2 separate regions of the Mus musculus genome follow, and region 2 is linked to region 1. The links are chromatin loops, found by intact Hi-C in ENCODE. Cell type or tissue: heart. All regions are shown on one strand. Each heading gives the region's core, and the rest is flanking DNA. Links, peaks and the distances in the headings are about the cores only.

Region 1 (8,066 bases), core at 1,816-6,815:
TATGTGGTTTCTTTCCCTGTGTGCATACTGTCAACCTCTCAACTTAGTGTTTAAAGTAATAAAGCCCCTACTGTGTACCAACACCTTTCATCTGGCACTCAACTGAAAACTTGCTTTTAGAGTTCCCGGAGTTCTAACTTGCTATCTGTACATACAATAAATGCAGGCTTAAAAATCACATTGAGTAACCCGTAAATAACTTTAATATTATCGTAGTTTAATTTAGATTATTCATGCTAACTTTAAAACCTAACCAGATCCTCACTCCCACCTCACCCCCCTTTTGAGACCAGGTCTCATTTTGTAGCCTTGGCCAACTTGGAACTCACTGTACAGACCAGGCTGGCTTCAAACTCAGAGACCCACTTGCCTCTGCCTTCCAAGTGCTGGGATTAAGGGTGTGTATTACCAGGCAGGGCGAGTTTCAGATTTTAAGTCAGCTCCATTCATTTCTCCTGTACTGTAACTGAGTCCCACAACGATCATCGGATACGATTGAACTTCAGACTCAGAGCTAGGAGAACTCAGTCCTAAGTGGACTCCCTCCTCCCAGCTCACCGAGCTGGCTGCTGAGACTTCCAATTCATTGAGTTCCATAAGATTATAAATTCCTTACTCACCACTGAAAATTAGTATTTTTAGAGAGGCACAAATTGTAAGAAGTCGTCTAAAAGTGACTCTAAAACTTAGTGAACAAAAGCTCAGGCAGAGTGCCTAGAGAAAAAGGAAAACCAGAACGTAATTAAGCATCCCCTTGGTCCCCAGAACCCTCAATGCTGATGGAACGCTGACTCTCACAGGTCTTGCGCTCTGTAATTGCTTTGCAGTGATCTCTAGAGGGATCCCAGCCAATTAAGCCTTCTTTTAACATTTATTTTTAGATATAATTGTTTTACATTGTATCCTCTTTTCATCTTTTTTTATAATCCTTATCCTGATATAGTTTAATTTTTTCTTAAACAAACAAACAAGAAAACCTCAACAACAAAAAACTATATACACCAGACATGGTAGTATACCCATGGATCCTAGTACTTTTAAGGCCAGCCTAGGTTACATAGTGAGTTCCAGGCCAGCAGAGGGTACACAAGATGCTGATTCAAAACAAACTAACATATGCTCAATACATGAAATATACTTGTATGAAATTATCCTTATATAACAGTACCATTTATACACAATTTAAAGAAACACTTTAAACTATGCACATTTAAATTTTTTTTTTTTTTTTTTTTGAGGCAGGGTTTCTCTCTATAGCCTTGGTTATCCTGGAGTTCACTCTGTAGACCAGGCTGGCCTCAAACTCAGAGATCCACCTGTCTCTGCCTCCTGAATGCTGGGATTAAAGGTGTGCGCCACCACAGCTGGCCACTAACATTTTACTTTTAATAAAAAAGATTGCAGTAAATGTAAAGCCCCTGTTTGAAGTGCTCCATATGGCTTTTAAAGAAGGAGGAGAAAACCATTTTTCACATACACCGAGGTGTACAGCAAAGAGACCGTCTATGATCAGCCTACACAGGGCCAATCATAAGTTTGTTTCATCAAGCTGTAAGTCCCTAAAGCCCATATCGCCTTCACAGCATATATTTCTTGTTTTCTTTTACAGGCCTAAAGCAGAATGACAAATGTGCTCCACACTAAGATGTAAGAGACTTTTCAGATGTTGGAATTAAAGTAATAAATCTGAGAATCAGGTTTTAATAACAGTCCCTGAAATGCAAATGTTCTTTATAAAAGACTTCAACAAAATACAAAGGTACTGCTGACATACGACAAGCAGGCATCATTAACGCTTCTGACTTCGTTTGTTCTAGGAGGAACACTGTGGCTGTACAATAAAACCTACTGTACACAATGGCTGCCCCCTTTTCTGCTCACCTGCATCTTTGAGAACCCAAGCACAGCAAAAGTACCCTCATTCCAGAGCTTCCACATGCATGGGGGTGGGGGTAGGGGGGGTCAACCTGGGATCTATTAAACTCTAGGGAATCCCAGGGTGCTGTGGATGCTGTAGGTAAAGACAGCTTTGAATCATAAGGCCTTTGCTAATCATATACCCTCCAGTGAAGTTGAAACGGTTATTCTATAGACAGTGGGCACCTGAACATACAAGTGAAAACTGCCTGCAGTATAGTGTTACTAACTGCTCCGTGGCCAGCTACATGCCCACTACTGCTGTTCACTCTGAAGAAACCAGACACTGTCCCATCTCAACCCTAAACCAACCTCCACCTCTTACCCCTGTAGGCTGCTTTGATCTAGTCGGCCACTATTGACAAGTGCCCTTTAATCCCTTTGCTGATGACAACACGCAGGGCTTTAGAAGGCAGCCCATCCCAATGTTAAGACAAACCTGAAAAACTACAAAATTCCTTTCTAATTTGACTGGTCTGAGCTGTGGACATTTTAAATGGTACCCCACTCTGTGTACTTGTCAGAAGTTTGCTGAAAAATGCCTCCTCCATTTGGGACTTAAAACTCAAGAGGACTGGTGCCACCAAAGACAGGTACAGAATTCCCAGGTGCAAAGCCATTCCTGCCCCCACTGTTCTATGTAATTAACCAGCATCAGCATTGGTAAGATAGTTACTCAAAAATAACATCAATCCTGTCTACAAACAGCTCACCCCCAACAATTCTATTTATAATTGTGATTTCATAACAGTCAATCAGTGATGTAAATACAGTAGAAATCATTATTTATTCATTAAAGCTTGGTTTTGTTTTGTTTTGTTTTGTTTTGTTTTTTAGAATCCCAACTTGTCTAAGTCACCCTTGACAGATCTTTTATTGCACTGCTTAAAAAAAAAAATTACTCTGAAGAGCTGGCCATGAGGAAGACACCCGTTTAATCCCAGAACTCAAGAGACAGAGCAGGCAGATCTCTGTGAGTCTGGTCTACATAGCAAGTTCAAGGCCAGCCAGAGCTACAGAGTGAGACTCTTGCTTGAGATAACAAAACCAAAAACTAACTAAAATAAGGAAAAGCTATAATGTATTAATAAGGTCCACTTATCACGCATAAGACAATCTGATACAAATGACTGTTTCCTTGTCAAACAGGAACCATATGGGATAGTTTTCATCCTCAAGTGGAACTGTTCAAAAAAGGTTGGTAAATATTTTGCAAACAGTGATTTACTTGACTCAAAAAACAAACAAACAAACAAAAAACCAAACGTAAACTGACAGTTACTTGATTAAAGCAGCAAAACTGAATTCTTAAAGGGCCCCTTGGGGGCTCGTTCTTGGGCTATCTCTGGGAGTCAATCAATGGACAGTACTAAGAAGGGCCCCCTGCAATTAACTCCTCTTTAGTCCTCCAACAATAAAGTTCCCTCCAGGGGCATAAAGCAGAGTCACCTAATAAATGAATTCAGTCTAATTCCCAAATTATATCAAACTTCTATTTCATTTACGTTATATGGTAAATATGCAGTTCCCCCTCCCCTTTGGTAAGAAATACTTTTTCTGAGAAACGAATATTCATTACTTTTCCAGGATGGCCTGAGACATGAATGCTGATTAAAACCAACTAACCCTGCCACAAAAGACATCCCCACACAAAACACCTTATCACTTCATTATACAAAGCAGCAAGCATTTTACAGGCCAGAAAGCTGCTGCTCTGATAAACGCTCTCCGGATAAAATCACCCATCTTATCTAGTCTGGTCAATCTGCCAGGTGAAAAATGGTTTGCCTTATCACAAAATGTGGAGTGCAGTTTTCTCGAATATCCTGGGTGATAGCCCTTCCTTACAATCAAGTCCGAATCAATGCAGTATCTATGTGCACTCAAATACTGTCATCTTCAACTCAGTTTAGTGTCTGCTTTAAAAAAACAAAACACACACACACACACACAAAAAAAAAACAAAAAATAAAAAATAAGTTCTTTCGTTGGCTTCTTAATGCTCCTGATAGCTTACTTCCAACTCAGAATACAGATACCAAGTTTGTCAAGCACTGCCCCACCCCTCGCAAGAGCGGACGAGTGGAACATTTCAGGGCACTCCATCACGTAGTACAGCTACTGAAACTTCATACCGACCAACACCAGTGCACATTCTCCAGACCGGGCTGACTGTACACTCTCCCCAATAAACACCACCATCAACATCCAGGTTCCATGAGGATAAGAGGTGGGAACACCTACAGACCCGTAATACCACATTCACAACTTTCACCTGCATACTCTCTCTCCTCGTTACTTTCAACAAGTCGTCCCGGGAATCCGCAGTTAAGCATTTGGTAGGTTCGAATCACTCACTACCTTATGTAAAAATCAAAATAACAAGCAGGACGCAGAGGGGAGCACGTCTATGCGCCCTAACGTTAACAAATTTCGCATTTTAAGCGCAGCACACGCCAGGAGCTAGGATCTCCCAATTCTACCCCTCCCCCCGCCGTCTTCCCTCCCCACCCCCTCCTCTCATTCTGGGAAGTCTTTATTGGAGGCATCGGGGTGCTACTCACCGAGTTTTTCCACCAACTTCAGCATCACCCCTCCGATGTGCACCTCCCCGGTCACTCTCAGAGTGACATCACGGTTCAGGTCCGTGACATGGACGCTCAGTTCCCACGTCCCGTCCGCGTAGCAGCCATCTGGCATCCTTATCCCGTCCAGAGCCATGGCTCCCTTCCTGCGAGCGCGGAGGAAATGGCTCTCGTCAGCGTCACTCCCCCAAAGGAAGACAAACCCCACCGAGTCCGCGGCGCCGGCCGCTGCGAGGGAGAAGGCGGAGGAGCTGCGGCTACGCGCGCACAACCAAGGGCGCGAGCGCGGGCGACTCGGCACCCAGACCGTGGCCTCCGCCCGCCGCGCCCGCCTAGCGGACTTGGGCGCCTTCACCTGCCGCCGCCGCCGCTGCGCCCGGACCGCCCCGCGCCTCCCCACCCGGCCGGGGAGACCGCGCCGCGCCGGCGCGCGCTCCGCTCCTCCCGCGGCGTCCTCCCCGCGCCCCGTCCTCCGCTGCGCCCCTCACCGCGCTCCTCCCGCCGGGCTCCCGAGGCAACAGGCGAGGCTGGCGGCACCCGCGTCGCTGCTCGGGAGGAAAGCGAAGCCTCGCGCCGCTGCTAATGGAGTCCCGGCACCGCGGCCCCCGCCCCACCCCCTCTCCCCGCCCCGGCCCCCGCCCCGCAGCACCGCCCGCAGCCGGCCTCCGCCCCCTCCTCTCTGGCTCTTCTCTGACCGCGCTCCCGCGGGGGAGAGGAGGCGGCGCGCGCTCTGGTGGGGCCGGGGCGGTGCGCGCCTCGGGGGAGCGCTGCGGGGGGAGGCGGCGGCCGCAATCTCGGCCCTGCGGAGCGCTGCCCTTTTATGGAAATGAAGGACCAGGCGCAGGGATGGAATCCAACATCCGGGCTCTCGGCTGCGGAGCTGGGGTGGGGGGCGGGGGCTCGCGGGGCTGAGGCGGCGCCTGCAGCGGGGTCCCCGGGGTTCATGCGTGAGAAGCTGCCTCGGGAAGTTCCCAGGCCCCGGGACGTGTGCGGGGAACCCGGGCGCGAAGGCACCGCGCCGGGGAGCTAGGAAGAGAAGTTGGGATGCAGAAACTTTACGATGTCTGCCTTGAACATCCCACAAAAGTAGGAGAAAGGACACAGAGGGGCGGTGAGCCACAAAAGTTGCCTGGCAAGCAGGGTTCCGCACCAATCTGCGGCTCCTGCTGGACTCATGAGAGTCGGCGAGCATTATTAACCCCTGGAACCCAAGTGCCTGCCAGACGCAAAAGCTTGGCTCATGCGCTCCGGCTGGAAAAGGGGGACCTCCCCACCCCACCCCAGGAGGGCAGTGGTTTCCCCGAGACCCCTTCTCCACCCACGCCAACTGTTGGCGCGTACTTGGGACTTTTCCTCCGCAACTTAGAGGACTCAGTATTTTGAATGCACGCACATTCTCTTCCTTACCCTCCCACACACTTCCAAGACATTTAAGTAGTTTTGAACTGATGTTGAGCTGTTAAAGACTTTGACTAGTGACGAAGAAAGGTCCCCGAAGGCCCACTTCCACGTTCCCATTAACTATTACACTCTGTTGAAGGGAACTGTTCAGAATCAGCAAGCCAGGGGTTGCCTCTTCTAGCAATTTATTTAAGTCCAGGAGAGTCCGATAAGATACTGTAAAGGATCTTGGTTTTTAAAAAGTGTCTTGGACTTCGTGAACTGCCCTAGACACTTCAAAGGGGAGCCTACCGCGCAAATAACCCTTTGTTCATCAACACAACAGCAAAAGAAAAAAGCACAGCCTGCAGAAAGGGGTGGACACCCGTAAGGGAGTGAAAGCAGGAAAACTCGAGTCAAATGCCAGAGGTTTGGGAGTGGAAAAAAAAAAAAAAGGGAAACCACTCTGCTAACACTAGCCAGTCATCATGGAGAAACTGATGCACTTCTCCAAGCTTGCCTCTCTCCAGTTATTTCTACTCTGAGACGTTGTGGGTGGTTTACTTAGAAGCAATGTTGTTCAGGGTGGAAACAGTGTTGATGAAATTATGTTGTTGGAAAATACATAGGAGAATATTTTTAATAATGTAGAGAATTAGTTGCTTGGGTTAAAAAAAATCTGTACAGACCAGGCATAGTGGAGCATGTCTTTAATCCTAGCGCCCAGGAGGCAGAGGCAGGCAGGTCTTTCTGAGTTCAAGGCCAGCCTGTCCTACCTAGTTAGTTCCACGACAGCCTGGGCTATTAGAGAGACTCTGTCTCAAAAAGGCAAGCAAACAAAAATCTGTAGAAAACTGTACGTGCCTCTGTAAAATCAAGAACGCACTCATAGCCGGGCGTGGTGGCACCCGCCTTTAATCCCAGCACTCAGTAGGCAGAGGCAGGCGGATTTCAGAGTTCGAGGCCAGCCTGGTCTACAAAGTGAGTTCCAGGACAGCCAGGGCTATATAGAGAAACCCTGTCTTGAAAAAGAAAAAAAAAAAAAATTAAGAAAGAAAGAAAGAAAGAAAGAACACACCCATTTTTAAATATTTAGATTGAAAAAAGACTAGAAGGAAATTCCCCAAATGTTAGTTATTGGGTGATGTGGTCAAGAGAGGTTTTCTTTTGATTGGTTGGTTTTAGTCTTTCTTTTTCTAACTAACTCAAACCTGCCACATCCTGGACTTTTCTGGCACCACTAAGAATTGCATTCCCTGCCATAATCCGTCTCTGTGCGGTGGACAGACTGGCCACAGCAGCTACCAGATTCGTGAGCTGGATTGTCACTTTTTTCCCGTGTGTGTGTGTGTGTGTGTGTGTGTGTTAGCATCCCCAAAGTTAACTATACATTTATGTTATGTATACATTTACAAATAGGTTGGTACAAAAGCTATAGAAAATATACTGGTACCAATTAAAAACAAATATCAAAGAATCAGGGGTCTATCCCAATGGAGAAATCTCTTTATTAAAGAGATTTCATGAAAATTTACACGTCTGTTATTCACCTCATCTGTTTTTTCCCTCACCTTATCTCCAAAAGATCTGTGGCAATATAAAAGGAGGCATAAGCTAGGAGGTAGCAGGCGTTAAAAGTGGCTCAAAACAAGAAAACGATGTGTATGTGTTTGAGTCTTAGAAGGGTGGGGTAAATACTTGAAATGAAATGAGGAATGAGGCCCAGACTTATTCCTAATGACCTGCGCATGTGTTCCAGTAAGCCCAGAGTTTCTCTAACATGCCTTAGCACCAAAAATATCCGTTCTGAATATTCCTTTTCCTCAGACAAACTTGTTGAAGCCAAGTGTGGTGGTTCATAGCCTCTTAAGCCCCAGCTTCCACATTCTAGCTATTTCCAAGTGAGCTACTTTCTGAACAACCACTATAGCGTCTGCCACTCGGGCAACCGTGTTTCTTTAATCTACTTCAGTAAATGTTCCCTACAATTATTGGTGGGAGGGGTTTTAATATTGTAAATAACTGCCCTACTTAAATTATAGTTTTGCAAGGGACTTTATGCTGCCTTAAAAAGCCAGTAGGATGTTTGAGTGGTATTGAGCACCGGGAGGCAGAGACCCTTGGTTAAATACCTTTGGAAGAATAATTAGGGTGGGTGCAGCCTGTTCTTTCAGGCCTTGGCTT
Region 2 (8,066 bases), core at 1,062-6,061, 180 kb before region 1:
AGGTAATCATTATTAAAGTCACTGCAAGTTGGTTGTTTAGTTTTGCATTGCTTGAGATCAAACCTAAGATCTTGCATATGTTAAGCAAACATCCTACCTGTTCCATCCTAGCCCAGATGTTTTGTTCCAGGTGTTTTTATTAAGTACCACCACTTAATACTGCCAGGATTTTTATTAAATGAATATTAATTTCATTAAGTACTACACAGTCCAGATTTTAAATAGTCAGGTAATTGTGGTATCTGCTTATTTCAAAAACAATGCTCACGCTATTTATGAAAATGTATGAAGTAGCATTACTGGCTCAGAAGTAGTAAGTGTATATCTCTTCACATTTCCTCCATAGAGATAAGATCACTTAGTTTTCTTTCCCCTTTTCTTTTGAGATGAGGTCTTGACATGTTAGGCTGGTCTTGAACTTGAGATCTGCTAAGTGCTGAGCTTACTTACAGTCAGGTACCACTGTTCCCAGCTTAGCTGTCTTACTGATTGAACTGCATCGCACACACTATAAGCAGCAATTTGTTTTGTTTTCCACAGGTATGTTTGCAATTCGTGCCGATCATGATTTTGTAGTTCAGGAAGACTTCATGAAAGCAGTCAGGAAAGTGGCTGACTCCAAGAAGCTGGAGTCCAAGCTGGACTACAAACCTGTGTGATTCACTAGAAGGGTTTGGTGGCTGCATGACAGACATTGGTTTAATGTAAAAATAAAGTTAAGGAAAATAATGTATGTATTGGCAATGATCTTATTAAAAGTGAATAAACATGTATAAGCAACATAATAGTATGTAATTCAGTAATTTTTTAAAAATTGGTACAGAAGAAAGTCATGTTTGGTGATGTTGCATTTACTTCAGCAGAATTTACAAAAGACATCCTGAAGCTTTTCATATTTGCTTTGTGAGCATTTTGTACAACATTCAAAATGATTGAGATAGTAGAGGAGAGCATTTCTTATGACTTATTTTATATTTTGTTTTCCTCGTCCTTAAAAAAAAAGCAATAAAATCTGTTTTAAGTTGTCCTATATATACTCTTGTCTTTTCTAAAAGCACATTTATTCTTGTCCTTTTGGATTAGTAAGTATATGATTTGAAAACCTGGATGAAGTTGAAAATTAAAATAGGGCTTTGAATTTTAAACAGTACTCACAGAGTCCACAAGAATGTCTTCTTTTATAGATCATAGAGTGTGGGGTTATGGAGTATATACATGTACTTGTGTCTTCCAAGAAATTCTCTTTACCTATTGCAGTTAGGTATTTGATAATTTTAACTTTTTAAAGATTATGACTGGAAGTAATACTTATAATTTGGTTTATGTGAAAAATAATTCCCTTTTTGTGGTCTGGATCCAGGAAAAGTCTGTTCATGGACATGTAATTTTACATATATGTGATTTCTAGCGATCTATTATTTCTTAGGTTCACCAGTGGATTCTATAAATATCTTCCAGTAAATACCAGGCTGAGAGTGTCTACTCTATGGAATGTTAAATGTTCAAAACAAAAGTTCTGTTACCTGTACACAATTCTAATTTCATGTGGCAATCAAAAGTTGTATAAGGAAATTGTCAATGTCTAAAAATTGAGATTATTTATAGTTAATTCTTGTTTAAATAAAGACATCAAACTTCAGTTTCATAAATACCAAAGGACTAACCATAAATGATCCAGCTAGGTATGTAATTCTTCTTTTCTCTCTCTCTCTCTCTCTCTCTCTCTCTCTCTCTCTCTCTCTCTCCCTCCCTCCCTCCCTCCCTCCCTCCCTCCCTTTCTCTCTCTCTCTCTCTCTCTCTCTCTCTCTCTTTGGTTTTTCGAGACAGGGTTTCTCTGTGTAGCCCTGGCTGTCCTGGAACTCACTCTGTAGACCAGGCTGGCCTCGAACTCAGAAATCTGCCTGCCTCTGCCTCCCAAGTGCTGGAATTAAAAGGGTATGCCACCACTGCCCAGCTTCCCCTTTCTTTTTGAGACAAGGTCTCACTATGTACCCCTGGCTGGCCTGGGACACTTACTGTGTGGGTTAGGCCAGTCTCAACTCACAGACATTTTCTTGCCTCTCCTGAGTGGTGGAATTAAAGGCATTTACCACAATACTTGCCATTGGATTATTTTTTAATTAAAAATTACTAGCAGGGTATTCTGTGCCTTTTGTAATTCTTAAAGCTGGATAATAGTTTATGTAACACTAGAGAGCATAGACCATCTAATTAGCCACCTAATTTTTGAACAGCTATCCTGTATATTGAACATGCATTACATATATGACAACATGAAAAGAGTTAAGAGGAAATCCAAGTTAAACACGCGGTCCTTCCACTTTAAAGGATTTTTTTTTTTTTTTTTTTTGATAATGACAGTCCTGAGGTCTCTAGGAAGTAGTGTTAAAATACAGTGAAAAGTAGTGATAGTCTTAGTTACACACTTTGCAGCCTTCAGTGATTCCTTCAGTGAGACCAAAGGTGGTTCAGAAGTTCAAACCAGGCCTTTAATCATTTCATCTCAGAACTCTTGTAAATTTGAGGACCAGCCTGGTGTACATAGCGAGACCCTGAAGAAGGTATATTCTTCAAAAATTATTAACTCTAACGCCAGCTCCTCACACAATCATCTTTTATGTTGAAAAATAGGCTCGGAGAAATCTTAAAGAGTACCGAATACAATTTAGTAAGTAAACTATCATTTACATTTCTGATGACTTTTTTTAAGAATCATTTTCTTGAAATTTTCTGGATAATTTGAGTTGTTAACACTCCGGAGTATACCTAAGAGGCCACTTTCTACTTTGTTTAAAGATGATGGGTATCTCGGGGTTTTTTGTTTTTGTTTTTTTCGTAGTCTAACATGAATTTAAGCTGAACTCTTCCTGTTTGGTTATGACTTCCCCCACGGATTGGATCGAGCAGCATTCCTCTGAGTGTGGAGGACACTTTGAAGGGACGGACTCCCATCCCATTTGGGAAGGCCTTGGCCCCGACCGCTCCTCCCCTACGGCCGCAGCTCCGCCCTGCGGGAAGCTCCTCCCCCCGCGTCTGCGCGCTCGCGGACGGGCGGGGCGGAGGCGCGCTGACACCTGGCGGCGGGGGCGGGCCGTCGGCGAGCGTGGGCTGGGATTGGCTGGGCCGCGTGGGCTGGGGCGGGAGGAGACGGTTATGGGCTCGTGCCTGGGTCGGATCCCGGCTCTCTGAGGGGCGCGGAGACCTGCGGGAGGGACACGGCCGCAGCATGGCGGCCGGCAGCGCACCGCCCTGCCCTCCGCCTTCCTGTCGCAGCCGCTTGGATCCTGTGGTCCGCGAGTGCTTGCTGTGAGCCTGCCGCGCGTCAGCCCCCCCACCGCTCGCCCGCCCGCCCGCCCTCCTTCCCTTGTCGCCTCTGCCAGCCCGGAGGGCGGCCGGGCGCACCGCGCCCACCCACCGGGGCCCTGGGACCATGGAGGACGTGAAACTGGAGTTCCCCTCGCTCCCGCAGTGCAAAGACGACGCCGAGGTGAGTGCCCGGCGGCCCGCCCTGCCGCGGGCAGCCCCCGGGTCTCCGGCCAAGCAGCGCCTCTGGCCCAACTGTCCCAGACTCTTCCCTTTCCCCTTGGGCGTGAAGGGGCGTCAGTGAGGTCCTCCTCCCGCGGGACCCTATCGGAGGAGCCAACCCGGAGAGTACTCTTGACCACTCGCCTCGGCGTTGAGGCTTTTCGTGAACACAGACTCTTCCTTACCAGAGCAACACGCTGTGGAGTTGTTTTTAATCTGAGCTTGATGTTAGATTCACATGCGGGACACATAGCCAGCCCCACGTGTGGAATAGATCGGAGGCGTGAACTCTGGAATTGCACCCCTCTAATAGTACTCAAGTCAAAAACCAACCACCACCACTACCAAAAAACCCACAAAAAACGATGACTAGCGTGGGGCGGGGGGGGGGGGGGAGTAGAAAAGCTAAGCTTCTTTGAATTTGAAAATTTTTAGTAACAAATCTTGCCTGTACTATCGAGAGCAAAATTCTCCCAATTTATGATTTAAGGGTTCTTTTCACCCCACCTTGATTTTTTTCTTTACCTAACATCTGTTGCAAATATTTTATGGTACCAGAAACTGTTAAGTTAGAGTTTGCCAGAGGCTAAAATTAGTGACAAGGATTCTTACCTGTGACACTTAATAGGATCAAAAAAGGATTCTAGAGTTTTGCTTGTGTGTTTGATATAAGTCCTGGCTGTCCTGGAACTCACTAGACGAGGCTGGCCTGAAACCCAAAGAGATCCACCTGCTTCTGTACCCCAAATGCTGGGATTGAAGGTGTACACCCCTTAATCTCTCAGTGTTTTAAAGGTATTTGGGACTACTCTTGGCTGGCACACTTGTAACCCCTCTACTTGGGAGGTGGAAGGAGAAAGGAGGGGTCACTGTAGCCTTGGTTCTATAGCAAATTTGAGACCAGTCTCAGTTACAGATGAGATGGAGACTTTATACCAAATGCTCAATTCTATTGAATGTCTTCATTTGATTCAGATCACTTTTTTGTATTTGTTTTGTTGTGATGGTGGGTTTTTGAGAAAGGGTTTCTTTGTAGCCCTGGCTGTCCTGGAACTTTGTAAGACAAGGTCTTGTGTACCCAGGAATGTCCCCTGTTCTCCCAAGTGACTTACTGTCATTTGAAGGATTCTCTTTCTTATTTGTAGTAGTGATGGTTGAGGCATACATAATATACATACATGCACAAAAGCAAAACACTAATACATGTAAAGTAATAAAAATCTCTAAATAAAATTCTGGGGACAGATAAGATTCTTTAAATAGAATTTAAAATAGAAGTATAAATAAAAATAGACACAATGTTAATACTTTTGTTTTAACAGAACACTTTTAAATTTTTTCTTTAATAAGAATCTGTTTGGGGAATGCCAGGGCCAAAAAGCGGGAGTGGGGGGGAGGGTATGGGGGACTTTTGGGATAGCATTGGAAATGTAAATGAGGAAAATACCTAATTTAAAAAAATCTGTTTATAAAATTGGTCTTTATAGCCGGGCATGATGGTACATGCTTTTAATTCTAGCACTTGGGAGGCAGGGGCAAATGGATCTCAGAGTTGCAGGCAAGCCAGATCTACAAAGCAAGTTCCAGGACAGCCAGGGCTACACAAAGAATCCTTTTCTCAAAAATTAATTAATTAATTAATTAATTAAAAAATAAAATCGTGTTTTTATAAAAAGCTATTAGGGGGTCAGGGGCAGGATCTAATCTAAGCCGGCTTCGAACTCACAGGGATCCACCTGTCTCTGTCTCCTGAATATTGAAATTAAAGGTGTGCTACTATGCCCAGCTTGAAAGAAGTTTTTAAAGATTATAAAATCTTATTTGTGTACATAACGGATGTCCCTGTGTATGCACTCAGTCATTTATCACTGTGGCTATTCTGAGCAGGGTCTCTGCCTGAACCCGGGGCTCATGTTTTCTTGGCAAAGCTGGAAGCCAGAAATCCCAAGCCGTCCTCCTGTCTCTGCCTAAGTCAGAGCTGGTATTATGCATTTGAGCTTTCCTGGCCTGTAACATGAGCACTGGGATGGGAGCTCTGGTCTTGATGCCTGAGCTACCTTTCCAGACATGCTTTCATACAGGATTGCCATTTATTCTTGTACTTTTTTGTTTTTTACAAAATGTTTTTTTCTGAGCTTGTAGCACTGAGCTTATAGAACAGGTATTATGCTGCCAATTTTATGTCAGCCTAACACAAGCTATAGTCAGCTGAGAAAACAAGCGGAGAAAACTATGAGGGGTAAGCCAGTAAGAAACATTCCTCTATGGCCTCTGTGTCAGCTCTTGCTTCCAGGTTCTCATCTGGTTTGAATTCCTGCCGTGGCTTCCCTCAATAGACAATGACTACGGATTTGTAAACCAGATTAAACTCTTTCCTGCTCCCGAGTTGCTTATGCTCTGGTGTTTCATTACAGCAATAAAAACTCTTAAGACACTTTACCTTTTTAATTTTTCCTGTCATGGATTAGTCTTTATTTTTGTTATATGGTCTGTCATTTTGGCTAAGTGCTCTTTGTTTTCATTTGTTTGTTCAGGACAAGATGTCTCTGTGTAGCTCTGGCTATCCTGGAATTCACATTTTAGACTAGGCTAGTCTTGAACTCAGAGATCTCTCAGCCTCTGCTTCCAAATGCTGCGATTAAAGTCAATGTGTCACCATGCCAGGCTAAGATAGAAGAATATTTTATCAGTTTAAAAGGGCATCCCATGGAGCCTGGAGAGATGTTTCAGTGGTGGTTGCTCTTCTAGTGTACCTGGTTGACTTCTGTCACCAACATGGCAGCCTACCAGCATCTGTAGCTCCAGTTCCAGAGGATCTGACACCCTCTTTTGGCTCTGAAGAAACCAGGCCCACAAGTGGTACATTGGCATAATGCAGACAAAACACCCAGACACAAAGCAAAAGAAAATTAAATTTATTAAAAGAAACTAAAAGAAAGGTATCCAATGTCTATAGGCATTCCACCCAACATAACTCCAGGCAAATTGTAATCTGGTTTCTGTCACCAGGGATATCTACTATAGGTAGGTAGGTAGGTAGGTAGGTAGGTAGGGAGGGAGGGAGGGGTGTGTGTGTGTGTGTGTGTATGTGTGTGCTTGTGTTTGACAAAATAGCCCTGGTTGGCCTGGAATTCACTGTGTAGACCAGGCTGCCATAGAACTTGGCAATCCTCTTGATTTTATCATCTAAATAAATACATAAACATGCCACCATACCAAGTTATTTCTTTGCAGCATTGGGCTCAAAGGGTAGCTAGTATTCAGGATTCCGGTCTCTGTCACTTGGGTTTCAAGGATCAATTTCAGATTGTCAGACTTGAGCCATCTGACCAGCCTGTGATATTTTTCATGCTGTTTATTTTTGTTTTCCTTTTCAAGGAGTGGACTTACCCTATGAGACGAGAGATGCAGGTAAGGCAACTTTTAGTTTATTCAAACGACCTCTATTATTTAATAACTTACACTTCACAAAGGAGACCTGCTGGTTCATAATCTGTAGGTTTGTCATATTTACCCAGTTATGAGTATTATGCACTGTGTATATACATTAGAATATCATGTGATAAATATGTGCCATTTGTGTCAAAAAATTTAATATGTAAAATGAATCCTTAATATTACTTGGATTAGATTTAAGATGAAAGAAATATGTAGATGTGCTTAATGAGTCACTCTTTTTGTGTTCCTTTTAAAGCAGTTTGCTTTCCTGGCTAGTTTGGATAAATTCAAGAGACATTTACCATAAAATAATTGAGGGTTTTAGGTAGTTATTCTTTTTTTTTTTTTGTCTGTTTCCAAGTTGACATCCATAACTTACTGATCTAGTACTCAGTGAGTTGAATACTTACTATTTGGAATGAATTATCCTCTTTTGTTTTTTTTTGCTTTTTTTTTCTGAGACAGGGTTTCTCTGTGTAGCCCTGGCTGTCCTGGAACTCACTCTGTAGACCAGGCTGGCCTCGAACTCAGAAATCCGCCTGGCTCTGCCTCCCAAGTGCTGGGATTAAAGGCATGCACCACCACCGCCCTGGCCTCTTTTGTATTTTTTATCCTTTGCAGTCAACTTTGCTAGTCCTCAAGATAAGCAGTGCCCCTCACTCTTCATCCCATATCTTGCAAAGATCTGCTCCTTTTCTTAATGAAAACTGACTCTTCTTTGGGAAGCCCACACCCATGCTCTCAGGTGTCTTGCTTTCCCTTCTAAGTGTTTTTCTCTTAAGCCTCATGCTTTATCAAACCCCAACTCTGCTTCATTAAAAAGGAGAGAGAGAAGAAGAAAGTTCGCTTTTAGACCTTTAACTGTATGTGAGTACATATGAGAACTAACTCGATGTTATGGGGAATGCAAACATAAGTAAAATGTAATTCATACTTGTAAGATGCTGTTAGGACCATTCCTCTATAATCTCTGCACTCAAGAGACTGAGGCAGGAGAACTGCTTGGAGTTTAGGGCCATCCTTGGCTATATGTTAGGAGGATGCTATTTTAAAATGAAAAGAAGTTAGAGAACACAGTGCTATCTATCTACAGGAATTGAGTA

What was found. Peaks named below come from ENCODE experiments on the same cell type or tissue, not always from the same donor. Only the 100,000 strongest peaks of a DNase experiment are listed, where the experiment ranks them.
Region 2: a loop joins it to region 1, with 2.2 times the contacts of the local background. A loop is called at or near these places in 1 of 42 quality-filtered maps.

The regions. Positions count from the first base shown.
Region 1 is chr14:45,524,944-45,533,009 of GRCm38, forward strand. Fermt2 (fermitin family member 2) reads right to left here and starts at 5,122. Exons shown (of 15, transcript NM_146054.3): 1 at 4,991-5,122; 2 at 4,482-4,648. The coding sequence starts at 4,638. It overlaps Gm46452 (a long non-coding RNA gene), which reads left to right and starts at 5,279. Exons shown (of 3, transcript XR_001781252.2): 1 at 5,279-5,613. In heart, for the core only: a CTCF peak has its summit at 4,727; DNase peaks (open chromatin) are centred at 4,108, 4,658 and 5,278; H3K4me3 peaks cover 4,368 bases; H3K27ac peaks cover 3,154 bases.
Region 2 is chr14:45,348,043-45,356,108 of GRCm38, forward strand. It overlaps Styx (serine/threonine/tyrosine interaction protein), which reads left to right and starts at 3,144. Exons shown (of 11, transcript NM_019637.3): 1 at 3,144-3,487; 2 at 6,904-6,936. The coding sequence starts at 3,431. It overlaps Psmc6 (proteasome (prosome, macropain) 26S subunit, ATPase, 6), which reads left to right. Exons shown (of 14, transcript NM_025959.3): 14 at 541-1,029. The coding sequence ends at 659. In heart, for the core only: a CTCF peak has its summit at 3,058 (motif pointing left); DNase peaks (open chromatin) are centred at 3,119 and 3,559; H3K4me3 peaks cover 1,861 bases; H3K27ac peaks cover 1,733 bases.